Linked DNA regions of Mus musculus: region 2 is linked to region 1. The links are chromatin loops, found by intact Hi-C in ENCODE. Cell type or tissue: heart. All regions are shown on one strand.

The links. Peaks named below come from ENCODE experiments on the same cell type or tissue, not always from the same donor. Only the 100,000 strongest peaks of a DNase experiment are listed, where the experiment ranks them.
Region 2: it touches region 1 in a loop (16-fold over the local background); 32 of 42 quality-filtered maps call a loop at or near these places.

What each region holds. Positions count from the first base shown.
Region 1 is chr13:81,638,559-81,646,558 of GRCm38, reverse strand. No RefSeq gene overlaps it. Among named protein-coding and RNA genes, the nearest start is that of Adgrv1, 9.4 kb to the right of the region's middle. In heart, a CTCF peak has its summit at 4,596 (motif pointing right); no DNase peak of the experiment used is centred here; H3K4me3 peaks cover 219 bases; H3K27ac peaks cover 458 bases.
Region 2 is chr13:81,434,854-81,442,853 of GRCm38, reverse strand. It overlaps Adgrv1 (adhesion G protein-coupled receptor V1), which reads left to right. Exons shown (of 90, transcript NM_054053.4): 65 at 240-388; 66 at 2,611-2,806; 67 at 3,222-3,441; 68 at 5,149-5,385; 69 at 7,145-7,294. Among named protein-coding and RNA genes, the nearest start is that of Adgrv1, 190 kb to the left of the region's middle. In heart, CTCF peaks have their summits at 1,285 (motif pointing left) and 3,290 (motif pointing left); no DNase peak of the experiment used is centred here; H3K27me3 peaks cover 485 bases.

The DNA of each region.
Region 1 (8,000 bases):
TTATCACTAAAGCACAGAAACCCTGAGTAGGAGAGGAGCCTCTGTATTTCTTTACACCAATACGAGCAATTTGTAAGAGACACTAGGAAAGTAGCTCGACTTTTAACAGCATCAAAATAATCAAGTGCTCAGGAACGTGGTCAGTTCAAGACGTGTGCAGTAAAACGGTACACAATAACACTGAAGGAAACTAGATGATTTCTCAGTAAATGGAAAGACAGTAGGTTGACAAGGATTAAATATCATGAGACAGGCATTACTTTTAAAAGGTGCTAATTCAATATGATCCTTGTTAAGATCTCAATGCCATTGTTTTTTTTTTTTTGTTTGTTTGTTTTTGTATTCTGATTCCTCTCTCCCACACCCTTGTGTATCTCCTTACTCCTGGGAAATGTCCCACACCCATGATCCCTACTGGTCACATTCTAAGAATTATGACCTTTGGTTTTGTCTTATGACCAATTTCATTTTATCAGAGCCATCTGTGAGACCTTTGAACTGGGGTTATTGGTGAGTATACAACTGAAAGCAATGATCTGTCCATGCAATAATCCATCTGTAACAAACAGTTATGTTTTAATTTGCATTGATTAATTATACATGAAGATGGATTTCACCATGATGTTCTCACATGTGCACATAATCTATTTTGATTATATTTATTCTCCATTACTCTTTCTCGTCCCTGTCACTCCTGCTGATTCCCCTCCTTTTCTCAGTCATCCTTCTGCTTTTACAGTGTGTGTGTGTGTGTGTGTGTGTGTGTGTGTGTGATATTGAGTTTAATTAGTGTTGTGTACAGGAACACAGGTAATGAGTTGTTTACAGGACAATCATAGGCGTCTTATCATTGGCTATCTCACTGAAAGAAATGTCTGTCACTTAGCAGCCAACAGCTAACTACCTGTAGATTCTGAGGGAGGTGAGATCTCATGAGCCTCTCCTCTGCTGACTCCCAATTGAATAAGTGAATGGTGACCAGCCCAGTCTTCTACACATCTTGTGCATGTACTCACAAGTGCTGAGAGATCATGACTATAACTGCCATGTCAGTCCCAGAAGACAGCTTTTGTAACCCTCCACTCTTGTGCTGGCTCTGAAATCCTTTTAACTGGTTTTTTTTTCCCCCATGACATCGTCTTAGCATTGGCAATTAAATTTTGAGAGACAAAACAGTGAGCTGTTGTCAAGGGCTAGAGAGAAGGAGGACTAGAAATCGGTTGCCATGTTGGGATGGTGGCAATGTTTTGAACTAGAAACCAGTGATGACTGGGCAGTATTGTGAACATGGTCCATATCACTAAATCTGCACATTTTAAAATGGTGACTTTTGGGTGGTATGTATGTTAGTACAATAAAACATAAACATAGGTATTCTCTATAACACAGATCATAGGTATTCTCCATAACACAGTTCATAGGTATTCTCTATTACACAGATATTTAAGACCTTTTTAAAATGGCAAATGATACCACTGATTTCACTAAAGATTTTTTTCTCAGTAATGCATTTTTCTAAAAATACATTATTTCTCCTTACGTGAACTGGGTATTTTACTTAATAAATATGTATTTGTAAATGCCCTAAACTGTAAGTTTTATGATTATTCATATTGATAGATAGATGTTACTTACATCTTTGGGTTTTAGGAACGCAATGGCATCTTAAGGAGGAGCATTGACAGCTACCTACTGAGCTGTGCTGTAAAGTGCCCCCTGAGTGCTAAGCAAGCCAAGGTACTATGGAGGTCGTTGGGTTCAGAAGGCTTTCTGGTAATATTAGTCAGTTGTGAGTATAAATGTTGCATCATAAAGCATAATCAGGAAGCTGGGCGTGGTGGCGCACGCCTTTAATCCCAGCACTCGGGAGGCAGAGGCAGGCAGATTTCTGAGTTCGAGGCCAGCCTGGTCTACAAAGTGAGCTCCAGGACAGCCAAGGCTATACAGAGAAACTCTGTCTCTGTCTCGAAAAACAAAAAACAAAACAAAACAAAACAAAACAAACAAACAAACAAAAAAAGGCAGAATCAGGAAAAAGTACTCCCGATCACATTAGTGACTAATAACTAAGTACGCCGAGGGGCTATCACAGAAGACATGACAGGAAGAACAACGTAAGGGTTGAACAAAAGAAAACCAGTCTTCCTTAGGCTCAGGTCTTTTAATACTTGTTCCCAGTTGGGGGGCGCTGTTTGGGAAGGTTGTGGACACATGGGCTGGCAGGAGGAAGTACATCACTGCTGGAGGAGGGTCTTTCACAGTGTATAGCCTTGCATCATCTCACATTTGCTCTGGGAAGTTTCCGGTGTGCAGTGGTGAGTGCAGAGACGCAAGCTGGTCCAGTGCGGAAAGTAAGTGACCACTGAACGCTCAGTCATAGATGGGACGTCTCCCTCCAAAGCCTGGGGCTGCTGTGGAGAGGAGATGGAAAGAATGTAAGAGATAGAGGAAGAAGTGGAGTATGAGAAAGAATTACCCGGTCTCTGCCCTCTTTCAGGCTTACAATCTGGAAAAAGTCCAAGCAGGCAAGGAATTAACTGATGGAGATTAAAGAGGAGGTTAAGCTTTGCTTTTTACTGTCTGAGAAATGGAATCACGTTTTAATGAAAAATGAATGTGGAAAAGAAAGCAAAGGGCTGGGAGTGGAAGGCACACCTTTATTCCCAGAATCCTGGAGGTGGAGGCAAGTGCATGGATCTCTGTGAGTTCAAGACCAGTCTGGTCCACATAGTGAGTTCCAGGATAGCCAAGGCTCCATAGAGAGACATTGTCTCAAAACAAAAGCAAAAACAAAACAAAAACAAAAAACAAACAAACAAAAACCCCCAAACAACCAACTAAAAAACAAAACAAAACAAGAAAAGTAAAATAAAATGAAAAGAAAAGATGTCTACAGGGATTGAAGCCAGAGCGTAGGCAGTTGAATGTATTTGCTGCTCTTGCAAAGGAGCTGGCTTCAGTTCCCAGTGGTCACATGGTGGCTCTGAAACATCACAGTGCCTGTTCCAGGGGATCCAGTGCCCTCTTCTGACCTCTGGGCACTAGGCATGCGTGTGCAACACATACATACATACATACATACATACATACATACATACATACATACATACACACTCCGCAAAACGATTCATACACCCAAATACATCTTAATTTATTTTAAAGGAGATGAATGTGAAAGAGGGCACCTTCCCAAACGCTCATGTTATCACAGGAAAGGACAGTGATGTCATAAATCATTTGGTGAGAAAGATCAAAATTGAGTTAATGTAATAATCTGGCCACTAAGGTTTTGAGTTGTCTCCTTTAGGTTAGACTTACACTTGACTGCGAGCAAGAAACTTCTGTAACGTTCCACAATGCCTCTGATCCTTGACTCCAATTTAGGAAGAGTCCCGGGATCATTCTGTTCCTGGGAGAGGATCCAGTACTAAGTGGCTTCTTTTAATTTTAATTTTAATTTAGTTGTATTTTCTTGTGTGAGTTACACTGAACACTTCTAGTTATTGGGTGGAGTAGATTACCACGGACAGCCTGGAATTTCTTCAATATTGTTACCCCAATCCTCCTCCCCCCTTGTAATATGGCACAACTGTAGCTATCTGTGTATGCACAGCTATTTGGATATCAGCACTGCTTGGGGCTGCTGAGCTCTGGAACAGAGATAATGCGTGTCCACCTTTTACTCTGCTCAAGCCACTGTCTTTAAACTTGGTTGTACAGGAAACAGTGTCACATTTATTTTTCTCTGCCAGATCGGTAGACTTAGCCCATCTTCCCATTCCAGCATTCTTCTCTCCCTTCCACAGTCTCTACTTTCAGTCAGCTTCTAACTGATTTTACGTTCTATTTGCAGCACTGGGCTTTCCCTGGTCTCAGAGGACACTAGACGTTTCTGATTAGAGTTTGGAGATCAGATGCACCCAGGCTCTTCCTAGAGTCACTTCATCCAGTTCAGCTCCAGCAGCCTCTAATCTCGCTCTTTGATCCTGCTTCTCACACGGTGCCCACAATATCTGCCTTGGGGCTCCAAACTATTAAAGACAAGAAGCCTGGGGCTCCATTGGCATTGCCATTTTGAGAAGCCAGCACACTTTTCATCTTCTTTGCACACGCAGTATTCTTCTATCATCGTTTTATGTATAGAAAGGCTTATGTGATGTAAAGATTATAAATGTAAACATTTCAGTGTGGAAAGCTTATCATGGCCAAGGCAAGAGCTCGGCATCTGAGTAAATTTTCCTTACCCAGTAGAATGCAGAGATATTAACTAATTCATGTGCTTTTGACATTTAAATAAAATAAGGTAAATAAGATAATTTACCAAGCATATTTTTTCCTACTGAGTGACAATGACAAAGAACAGAACAGACCATCACTTCTTTCAGTAAAAAAGGGACGTAGTAATTTGACCCACATGGAATTGTTACTATTTGGCAATTTTTGACATTTTTGTGAATATTTATCACAGTAAAATATGTTTCAAGACTCGGCCTAATGTTGTTTTAATGTCATTATTATAGTAGTATCTCTTTACTGTAATACTTTTCAATTTTATTATTTTTCCCACAGTTTTCAGTTACCTCACACTGCCAGTAGAGGGCGCGGGTTGTCTTGTTGAGCTCACTGGAAAATAGGAAAATAAACCATCCACACACGCATCTGGTTATAATTTTCCTCTCCTGCTCTCCACTTGCACAATTCAACTTGATGCTGTATAATTCCCCTTTCTTTTCTTCTGTTCTGCATGGGGGCAGAGCCACCACAAAAAGATGAATACTTTCAGTGCCTTTCAGATCCCTCAAAGCGGCAGCCTTCACATTCCATCCTATTGATACTGCATTTGGCAGTGGATGAAGGGACACAGTTGAAGTCTGCTCATAATTGGTTTTATTTGGGAAAGATTTTCTTTTGAACTAGTGGCCACCAGTGATTTTATAATCATCAGAAGTTAGCTACTTCAGCACTTCTTATAGAGAATACTCACAATTCTCTTTCTCACTTTGGAAGAACAAAGTATAAAGTGGAGGGAAAAAGAGAATAGCCATGAGCATGGGGGAGTTCCGGTTTGTTTGGGACTCCCAGGGACTGCCGAGGGCCAGCCCAGGCTGTGTCCTTGTCTGCACAGTCGTCTTTCAGCACAGCATTAATCATCTTTTTATTTTCTCAGACCGTTAAGCTTTTTTTTTTTTTTTTTTTTTTTTTTTTTTAAGAAAAAAATAAGGTAAATCTAGTGTCTGTTTCCTGATACTATCTGACTCCTACCATCTGCAGACAGCATAGCAGAGCTTGCTGAGTGGTGCTTTGCATGTGTTTCAATACGAATTGAACAGTGGAACACCCCAAAACTCATCTCTGTGTTACAAGAACTAGGCACCCACACGTAAAACACAAACTTTGCGAAGCGCTGCATGATGCCCACATACCATCAGCCAAACCTTCCTTGTTTGGGGGTTTGGTTTTCCCACCCGGATGTGAATAGACAGTGGGATCCTTGTTTCCAGGGGCTTTGTTTGCTTTGAGTCACTGGTAAAATAAACATTACCTCAGATTGGAGAAATCCTTGGAAGAGAGCAGGGGTTCTGGGAGAGCTTTGTGGTACCCGGCACTGATGATTTTATTGGGTTATCTGGTGTAGCATGCTGAGGACAGTTTAATTACAGCAGTGCCCTGTGCAGATCAGATGGGCCTGAGCTTGAACTTGCCCTGTGAGCTGGCTCGTTCTGGAAGGAAATGCAACTGAGAAAGAATGAAGTGAGGTGTGTCCTCCTTTACTGTAGCCCGGCTCTCTACATAGGAAACAAAAGCAAAGGCTCTTGAGGGTCTCATGAGGCAGGTGTGCACTTATTCTTAACTCACAGTCACCTCTTCACACAGTAGGGATGCTTTCTGCTCTGAATTTAGTCCAAAGAGAAAAGTACTCAGTAAGTGCTTGATTGAAAACTAGACTCATTTTGTGATTCATCATATCAGAAACACATGATTATAAATATTTTTTAAAGAAAATTGAGCAGGGTGGTGGTGGCTCATGCCTTTAATCCCAGCACTTGGGAAGCAGAGGCAGGCAGATTTCTGAGTTTGAGGCCAGCCTGGTCTACAAAAGTGAGTTCCAGGACAGCCAGGGCTATACAGAGAAACCCTGTCTCAAAAAAACAAAACAAAAAAAAATTGTATTTTAAAACAGGAGGGTCCATTTTATAATTTGATATTTGTTGAACGGTGATGCCTGATGGAAATACTATTTAACATGCTTATTCTGGCTCTTGCTACTTATATTTCAAGATGGACTATGTATATAAAATGGAATTTTAATATTTATACACCAAAGATTTAGAGATTTTATTACTTTTCAAAATAGTTATAGTTCCACCCCATCTCCATATTCCTATACAAGCTACTGCCAAGGTGATTAACTATTTAAATTCAGCACTTTTTAAATTTCCTGCAGCACATATAAGGTTTTTGGAAACTGTAATTGGTTGTTATTATATTGCCAAGAATGGAAATCCAAACTGAGTTCAAGGTAATTATGCAGAGTGAAAACTTTATAGTATAGTCTTTCCTCAAAGAGAAACAGAAGCAGAAACCATAACCATGGCCTCACTATAACTTGATGTTAGGAGTAAAGGATTTGGTAGTCTCCCCTCCTACATCCCATACACACACCTCAAGTAACAGATGTCAAGAGTTTCAATATTGATTCAGGAGAATGAATGGCTGAGTCATTGCAGAGGGACTGTGACAGGGAGACAAAGGCTACCATGGCGATGTGTTGATATGCGATGGGGTTAGTGAGCCTGAGGGCTTCCTACCCCTGCCATTGAAGCAAAGCGATGAGCTCTGGGACATGCCACCCAGCAAGCCTAAAGCGAGGCAGGTTGGAAGAATGATTTAACTATCTGTCCTCTGGGGATTGAAGATTCCATACACACATGTCTGTCTGATTCATAGGGAATTTCCTTTTTAAATATAAGAAAAACTATCCTGAAATCTGCATCTAGCTAAGAAATAAATACTGGGGTTTTAAAAGTCTCCAACAGCATTTTCTGAAAATGCTTTCTAAAATAACTTCTTGAGGACTACTGTGCTTAGATTGGGAAAGTATAGATTCAAAATAATTTGCATAGGACTATGTTCAACTACTTCTTTGGTGAATATGATAATAAAAACTTACACATGGTAAGTAGTGAAATAAAAGAAAATTTGTAATCAGTCTCTGATTGGTGTAGGAGATAGATTCCAAGGCATTTGCTATGGAGCTGTGTTGTTTCTTGCATATGGTTTATCTATATCCTTAATATATGTCCTTATACCCACAGGTAAGTATAGTTCTCATCCATCGTGAAAGAAACATCCCTTGTAACAGACAGATCAAAATGCTGAGAACAAATGTGGTATACAGCCCAAATATCAACAACAGAATTTAATACATTTAAAAAGATCATTTCTAAAAGCATATTTTTTTGTAATAGGAATAGGCAAGAAAGAAATTTCTGTACAGGATCAAGTGAATTGATGAACAAATTTAAACTTGTTTATTTCCTACAGTGCTCTGATCTCTTATAATGTGCTATTCTTAGTGATGTTTTAAGAATACTTGTCACATGTGTGGTAGTACTACCAAACTTTTTCCCTTTTTACTTTGGGGAACTAAATCTATAATAATAATAATTTTAGAAATGTTGAGACAAAGCCTTTGCTTGAGTAGTTTTAATTCAGTGAGGATGAATTTTTTGTCCGGAGTTTTTTCTATATGCACGTATATTCCCTATGTTAAATCCTTAATTTGTCCTGGCAAGCTATATTAACCTTCTGCAAGCCAGGACCTTAAAGACTTCAGCTTTCAGCCTTCGTCTACTTATCTTGGCCTAGAATGTTTTAGCATCTGAGACTTATTGATGAATAAATTCACATTTTCTCTTTCTGAGCTCTGACTGGCTGGTTCAACTCAACTGTTCTGGCTCAAACTCTTCTCCAAGCTAACTGACTCAAATTGGCTTCTG
Region 2 (8,000 bases), 200 kb after region 1:
TTTTAAACATCATTTCACACACGGCAGCCTTAGTATTATGGCTGTCTAAGACAATTCCAGGATCGAGGAACAGCATTCTCTAAGCATGCATGAGGCTGTGGGCTCACTATGCAGTTGTATAGCAGAGTCAGTGCAAGAGAACTAAGATGCAGGAGCTGAAAAGAATTTTATGTTCATACTACCCATGTATGTTTTGTTATTTTGGTTTGTTGTGCTTTAATCTCTGTTTCCTTTGCAAGAGGATATGATTTTACCATCCAAGAGAATGGACTTCAGATAGATCAACCTCCTGAAATTGGGAACATCTCCATTGTTCGAATCATAATAATGAAAAATGATAATGCAGAAGGCATCATTGAATTTGATCCAAAGTATACTGACATCTCAGGTGAGCTTAGTTGGCGTCTCTGAACTATCACAACATTTTCTCAATGGCAAAGGAATTAGGATTCTTATATGCAAATTGTTTTGGTGTGATGGCAAAAAAATTCCCCTGTGTTTGTATGTTTACATTTAAAAATATATTTTCAGTTACTTTTAGGTAACCTTGAATCTCTTTATGTTTTACAAAGACAAATTGCTACTTGGCTTAGGAAAAAAATGACGTTTTGGGATAGCATTGGAAATGTAATTGAGGAAAATACGTAATAAATAAAAAAAATAAACCTTAAAGATTATTAAAGTATGTCTGTTTAAAGCATTGTTAAGGGGCTAGAGAAACGGCTCAGTAGTTAAGAGTAGTTGCTGTTTGGTGTTGTCTTAGTTAGATTTCTATTACAGAGATAAAGCATCGTGGCCAGGAGCAGCATGGGGTGGAAAGGGTTTGCTTATTTCATCTTATAACTTAGAGCCTGCCATCCTGAAGTCAGAGCCGGAGGGAGTTCAAGGTAGGAACCCAGAGTCAGGAACTGACCCAGAAGCCGTGGAGGAGCGTTGCTTACGTACCCAGAAGTGGTGGAGGAGCAAGCCCAAAGCAGCGGGTTTGCTCCTCCCGGTTTTGCTCAGTTTGCCTTCTTATATAATCTGGGACCACCTGCCCAGGGGTGACAACGCTTACATGCTGGGGACGCTCAGACACATATCACTAATCAAGACAATGCCCCACAGACTTGCCTAAGGCCAATCTTATGGAGCCATCTTCTCAAAAAGCTTCTCTTCCCAGATATGTCCAGGTTGTGTCAGTGCGACAGAAAGCAAACAGCACACTGCTCTTGCAAACCTGGATGACTGACTCACACTGCTGGATTCCAGCTCCTGGGGACCTGATGCCCTCTTCTGGCTTCTGGGCAGTTTACATATTCAAAGATCCATACACATGAATAAAAATTAAATAAATCTAAAATATATTTTAAAGAAAAATGTATGTAAATTTAATGTTTATATAGTGTTTATTTACCCTGTAGTGAATAACCACCCTGGAAATGAACATTTAACTCTTCTGCAGGTAGTATCTGGGCACTTGATCTTGTCTTCAGCTCTTCTCAGGCTTGCCCAATGTTACAATTCCCCTTTACCATAAAATCAGGACACACAATATGTGGTTACATTTCTTTCCCAGCAGAAAGAGATGGCTACCTTCCTAGGATATGCCTTTATTCAAAGGTAGACTATAAGTATAATTTAAAAGTAAACATGATACCTTGTTTTCGCAAATGATTTATTGGCTTTAGTGCCTCTACCCAGGTTCTTCGTCTAGCTATCCTGAAAGTTCAACAAGACTCTCCTGTACACTTCCTAAGGCCTTTGGATAAGCCATGGCTTATCACATAAGCGATTTTGTGAATTTCAGCTCATTTCTGGTAAACGGATGCTGCATTTTTACATCGAGAAATAATAGGACTTTTTCTCCATTTACCCATTTCTCATTAATTCACTGTTTCTGAGAGGACGTTTTGGTAATGGATACCTTTTTAATTTAAGATTTAAATTTGAATTTTTAAATTGAAATCAAGCATTGATGTTGATGTTTTTTGATATATTTTTTAGGGCCAGAAAATATAATAGTTTATATAGAGAGACTTAAAAATACTGATACAAGTGCAGTTGAGAAAGACCAGTGAGTAACTGTGTTTGCTGCCAAGCCTGACAAGCTGAAATCAATCCTGGACGCCAACTGGTAGGAGAAGGGACATGATGCCAGTAAGCTGTCCTCTGAGCTCCACACAGGTGCACACAAGCACACACACAGACACAGATACAAACAGACACACATACACACACACACACAATATAAATGAAAAATATCATATGATAGAAATATTATAAGGGTCCTTTGTATGCACTTATATGTATTTCAGCTAAATGTCTAAAGCAGTTCAGAATATTTTCAGTTTGTAGAGATGCTTTTATTTTATTTGTGCATATCATGAAGAGGAGGAAAGCCTGTACTAATGATTGCATAGGCTACATTCATTTTTAAAAATTGTTCCCTCTAAATTTCAGCCTATGGTAAGCTATATTTTTCATAAAGACATAAGACCAACAAAACATGAAAAACAGAAGAGTGTGCACTGGATCCTTGTCTTTAATTGCGTAGTCTAGTCTGGCTGAATCGTGTCAATGTCATTCGCTTTTCCTAGTAACTCGCCTAACCTCACATTCCTTTCACAGTGGAGGAAGATGCCGGCGTGATCACACTCCCTGTCCTGAGGCTTCATGGAACGTATGGCCACGTGTCAGCTGATTTCAGCTCCCGGGGTTTCTCTGCAGTTCCAGGAGGCTACGTACTGCATGGCAGCTCGGTCACCTTTCAGCATGGACAGAACCTAAGCTTTATAAATGTCTCCATCATCGATGACAATGGAAGGTTAGTCCTACAGAAACAGTGCACACACAGAGAGCATAGGTACTGTGACCTAACTTACACCGAAGATGCATGTTCCTGCTGAGAAGCAGCACTTGAGAGAGACAGGGGAATACCAGCAAAGGAGCTGGCCCTGAGGATGGAAACCTCGGTTTTCCCATAAAGGAGAACGGTTCTGTTCCTCACAGGGACCAGAATGGTTAGGATGTGGCAGTGCTTCCCAGCCCACCTTCTAAAGTCAAGAAGTGGGTTGCGAGGGCTTCGTGTTGCGTCTGCTTTTGACTGAGCACCCTCCTCCTGGTGTGTGCCTGCTGGGCCTTGAATATGTATGGCCAATTTGGAAAAATGACTAGCTATTTGGATTTTACAAGCATTTTAATATGTTTAGACTCACAGATTGCTCCTTCTTGCCATGCAGTGAATTTGAGAAGCAGTTTGAAATTCTGCTCATTGGAGCTACGGGAGGAGCGATCCTTGGGCGCCACCTAGTGAGCAAAATCACCATTGCCAAAAGTGACTCTCCCTTTGGCATCATACGATTTCTCAACCAAAGCAAAATTTCTCTTCCTAACCCCAGTTCCACAATGGCTTTACACTTGGTGCTGGAGCGGACCGGAGGACTCCTGGGAGAGATTCAGGTAGTGTTATTATTCTGGTGATGTTAGAAGAAATTTTGAAATATCATATATAATGTTGGACTTTCAACTCCCCAGATGTGTTTGATTATAGTATTTACTACTAACTACTTTGTAAATGTTAAGTGGCTTCTGAGCTCGATGAACATATTTGAAAATGATGTGAGCAGAATAAAATTGAATAGTAGTAGACCATATTTTTTTTTTCAAAAAAGCATGAGTTCTATAAACTCTGCTTGTAACTTTGGGATATACAGCCTGGGTTGCCTGGGTTGCCCAATGGTGTGATGACTTAGGAGAAAGGAAGAATAGATCCTGCAGAGAAATAAGCCTGACCTGTTGTTAGGAGAACTCTACAGAATAGCGGGCTTAAAACCGACATGAGAGGACCAGAGAGCACAGAGGGCACATAGGACCCAGGACTGATGCAGTTTGAGATGTTACCATGAGTTCAAAGAGCATGCCATCAAGGGAGACTTAGCCAGAGAGTATATCACCGTTTTCACATCTGTAGCTCACCCATGCCTGCCCTGTGAAAGATGGATTGTCAAGAGTCGGTGGAGCAGTGCACAGCAGGAAGGATGGTTGGAAGGCTGTGGTCCCTCACTCTGTTATGAGTGGGAGCAGAGGGGACAAGATGTGGTTAAAGAGGGGACAGCTGGTTGGGTTAAAGATGGAGGCTGAAGCTGGTGAGATGGCTCAGCTCAAAGGAGGTCCTGAGTTCAATTCTCAGCAGCCATAACCTTTTCTGACATCTTATGTCCTCTTCTGGCATATGGGTGTACATGCAGCAAAACACACATAGAATGGATCAATGAACGAGTAAGAAAAGAGATGGAGGCTGAAGAATAGACAAATTTTGGGTGGCTCCTAGAAACTGCTGGAATGTGGTGCTAGTCTTATGAATTTCATAGCTGGGGTAAATACTTAAGAATTCTGCTTTGTACATGTTAATGTGGTGTCCTGTTAGACAAGCCCATGGAAGGCTCACTTAGTCTGAGCTTTGCCTGTTGTCAGATGAGCAGGGATGACAGGTAGAGCAGGCGCTTGCGTGTAGGAAGCCATCACAACCATGAGAGCGTAAGTACTCCTGGAGCTGTGACGAGAGCAGAGCTGAGTCTGGGGCTCCTGCCTTGTAGGGGTCTGAAGAAAGAAGGCTGGGGTGGAAGGAGAGGGGAAGAAGCCTGGGAACGAGAAAGAAGAGGCATGCCGAGAGGGAGGAATGGCTTTCCCCACGTGATATGAAAACCACACACACTAGAGCTATAGAAACCCAAAGCTCGGCTTGTTTTAATCCAAACTTTAGTTCCTGATCAAATGTATGAACATTACATTTGCACTCATTTTTACAGTGGGAATTTAAGTATATTTAGAGAAAAACGCACACCACAGAATGTCGTATTCTACTATGCTCTAATTGCTGGAATCCAAGCACATGGCTAGACAGTGTTGAACTCATAAACTTTATCAATGTTTGTATGTTTGTAACATATAAATATTTAAATAGTTTTCTTGTCCTGTGACGATTACAAATAACTAGGTACTATTTTTCATTTTTTTTAATTAAAAATATTATTTTCAGCATAGATAAGCCAGGAATAGCCTGGTATATTCTAGAATAGTTTCATGTTTCTGTACTTTAATAGTGCATGTACTGCAAAAGTCCTTCGCTTAAGATTGCTCTTTACTAAAATGTGATACGCCACGCAGGTGAGCTGGGAGGTGGTAGGGCCCGATGCTGAGGAACCGTTACCGCCACACAATGGAGACTTTGCAGACCCAGTGAGTGGGACAGTCTCTTTTGGAGACGGAGAAGGTGGTGTGAGAAGCATCATCCTCAGAGTTTGTCCTCACGAAGAAACTGAAGCTGAGGAGACTTTTATTGTTCAGCTCAAGCCTTTGAGAGAAGCGAAGTTAGATCCCAGAGCTAAAGCTGTTACGCTAACAGTAAGTCTGAACACATTCACTGCAAGATTTCAGATTTAACGGACTTGTCAGAAAGTTATTTCTACTGCTTGAGACATTATAATGCTGAATAGAAAATACTAAAACTTAAGAAGGCGCTGGGGGTGTGGTTCAGAGGCTGGGGGCGTGGTTCAGAGGCTGGGGGCGTGGTTCAGTTGGGGCACTGCTTGCGCATGAAACCCAGGGTTCCCCAAACAACACTGTTTGGCAATATTCACCTGCAGTGTACCCGACACGGAGGAAGTGGAGGCAGGAGAATCAGAAATTCAGGGTTAACCTCTGCTACATAGAGGGTTTGAGGCAGTCTGGTGTACAGGAGATCCTGTCTCAAAACACACAAGAACATGAAGTTTTAATAATCCCTATGAATCAAACATTCTCATTTTTATATTAATTACATAGCAGCCTCAATATTAACAATTCTTAAAATTTTAATAGAATGTTAAAGTACTTATTTTATAATCTTAGAGAAAATTTGGTGTATGGAGAATATTTGATATTACTAGAGAAGAGTAGTAATTTTTTATCTCATGGTAAACGTAGAAGTTTGTCATCAACTTTTTAAAAAATTAGCTTCTTATGAGTCAGACTGAAGGTTCTTGTTAATTGGCTCAGTGATACAGTGCTATATCTGACCCGAGTTCAGTGTCTTTCATATGAGTTACCCAGTCCAGAGAAGGGGATAAAAACAGTACGAGAAATAATATATTTTGATTTGAAAAATAGTGTTGTTTGGGGTCTGGATCTGTTAGTGTTTTCCTGAGGAAAAGAACCAAAGGGAAACACACACACACACACACACTCATGCACGTGCACATATGTACACGCACACACACACACAAAAGCACACATGTGCATATATAACATGTATGGGAGGAGGGAGGGAAGGAAGGTAGGAAGAGGGTAGGAGGAGGAAGGGAGAGAGAGAGAGAGAGAGAGAGAGAGAGAGAGAGAGAGAGAGAGAGAGAGACCCAGTTGACCAGTTGACCAGAACAGGGAAGAGTTGCTGCAGAGGTCTTGGTATTCCCTGTGGCAGGAACAGGAAGCCCAGGCATGGCTTCTAAGTTGCAATCTTCTTTCTTTTCAAAGTTGCTTTACTCCTTAGTCTTAGTTGATTGGATGAAATCCGCCCACCTTGTTGAGGGCACTATGTTTTCTTTAGAAACAACTGATTCAAAAAGTTAAACCTATCTACAAGTTCCTTGGCAGATATATCTAAAGTGGTGTTTCACCAGACAGCTTAATATCCTATCTTTGCCTATTTGCTACACAACATTAGACAGCACAGGGGCTGGCGAGTAATGTTCAGTGCTGGAACCCTTGCTGAGCACGCGCAGAGCCCTCGGTTTTGTCCTCCTCATCCAAAGCAACAGCCGTTGCCATAGGGCTGTTTGGTCTTTGTCTGTTCTCTATCTTAGGGAGCATCTAAATGGAGCCACCTGGCTGAAGGTTTGAAGCACGGGGTGACTCAAAGGCACAGGCATGAAACAAAGTAACCCTTCACCTTCTATAAGTTACAGTTTTCTAATTGCTTCTCTCTTTGAGGGTAAGAATGGGTTTGAGCTGGACAACAGTGAGTCTAGCAGGAAGATGTTTCTTTTCCCCTCAAGTGGAGTGGCAGATTGTATCCAAGTACCACTTATATGGCGGATTTCTCCTGCTTACCCCTAGGTTAGTCTGTTCCTGCTTTTTCCGTTAGGATTATTTGATCCTCTGCTCACGTCCTGTTAATGTTTGTTAGATACAGAAGTTTGGGGATCCGAATGGAGTTATTCATTTTGCTCCCGAGTCTTTATCTAAGAGAAGGTTCTCAGAGCCACCTCCGTCGGATGGACCCCTGCTCGTGTCCTTCCTCGTCACAAGGTCCAAAGGCACCTCTGGAGATATCAAGGTATGACGTTGATTTGATTTTCCTGAAGGAGTATCCGTTTACACGCATCACCTGTGTGCTCAGGAGAACAGAGAAATTTTATGCTAAAGAATTTGCTGACTTGAGGCTGTTACGGTTTACAGCAAAGCTAAGAGGCGTGTGTGCCTTTGTGTTCTGTTAAAGAACCCTGGCGTGCTCTTTTAGTTAACGTTGGTACAGTGGGCAACACTGCCCACCTTCTTCATCATGAGGGCTGAGATGTTTTCTATTATCTCATTGGCTCTAACAGGAAACCTCCCTGCTTAAACCCTTGGTGACATTTGTAAGTCATTATATTTGCCATGGCCTTATTTCTCACAGAAGGTTTCCATGTAAGCAACTGCTTTTTAAAAACCACAGCCTGTGTTTGTTGGCGTAGCCTGCTTAAGGTGCTCTTGGGATGGTGTGTTGGCTAAGAGATAAAGTTCACATGTTTGTTCTAACCAACAATTGTGTCAGTTTGTGAAATCCCCCTAAACCCTTTGTTTCTCCTTCGAATTGAAGATTACTAGTATTTTTTTTCCATTTAAAAGTTTGTGGTCTGGAGGAGCACTTGTGGCATGAGTAATTATTTGTATTTTACAGATATTCTTTTCATTCAAATATACAACAAAAATAATTACTGAGTTATATACTTATTTTGAAAGATTTTTAGAAACTTTAATGTTAAATTTTCATGTAAATAAAC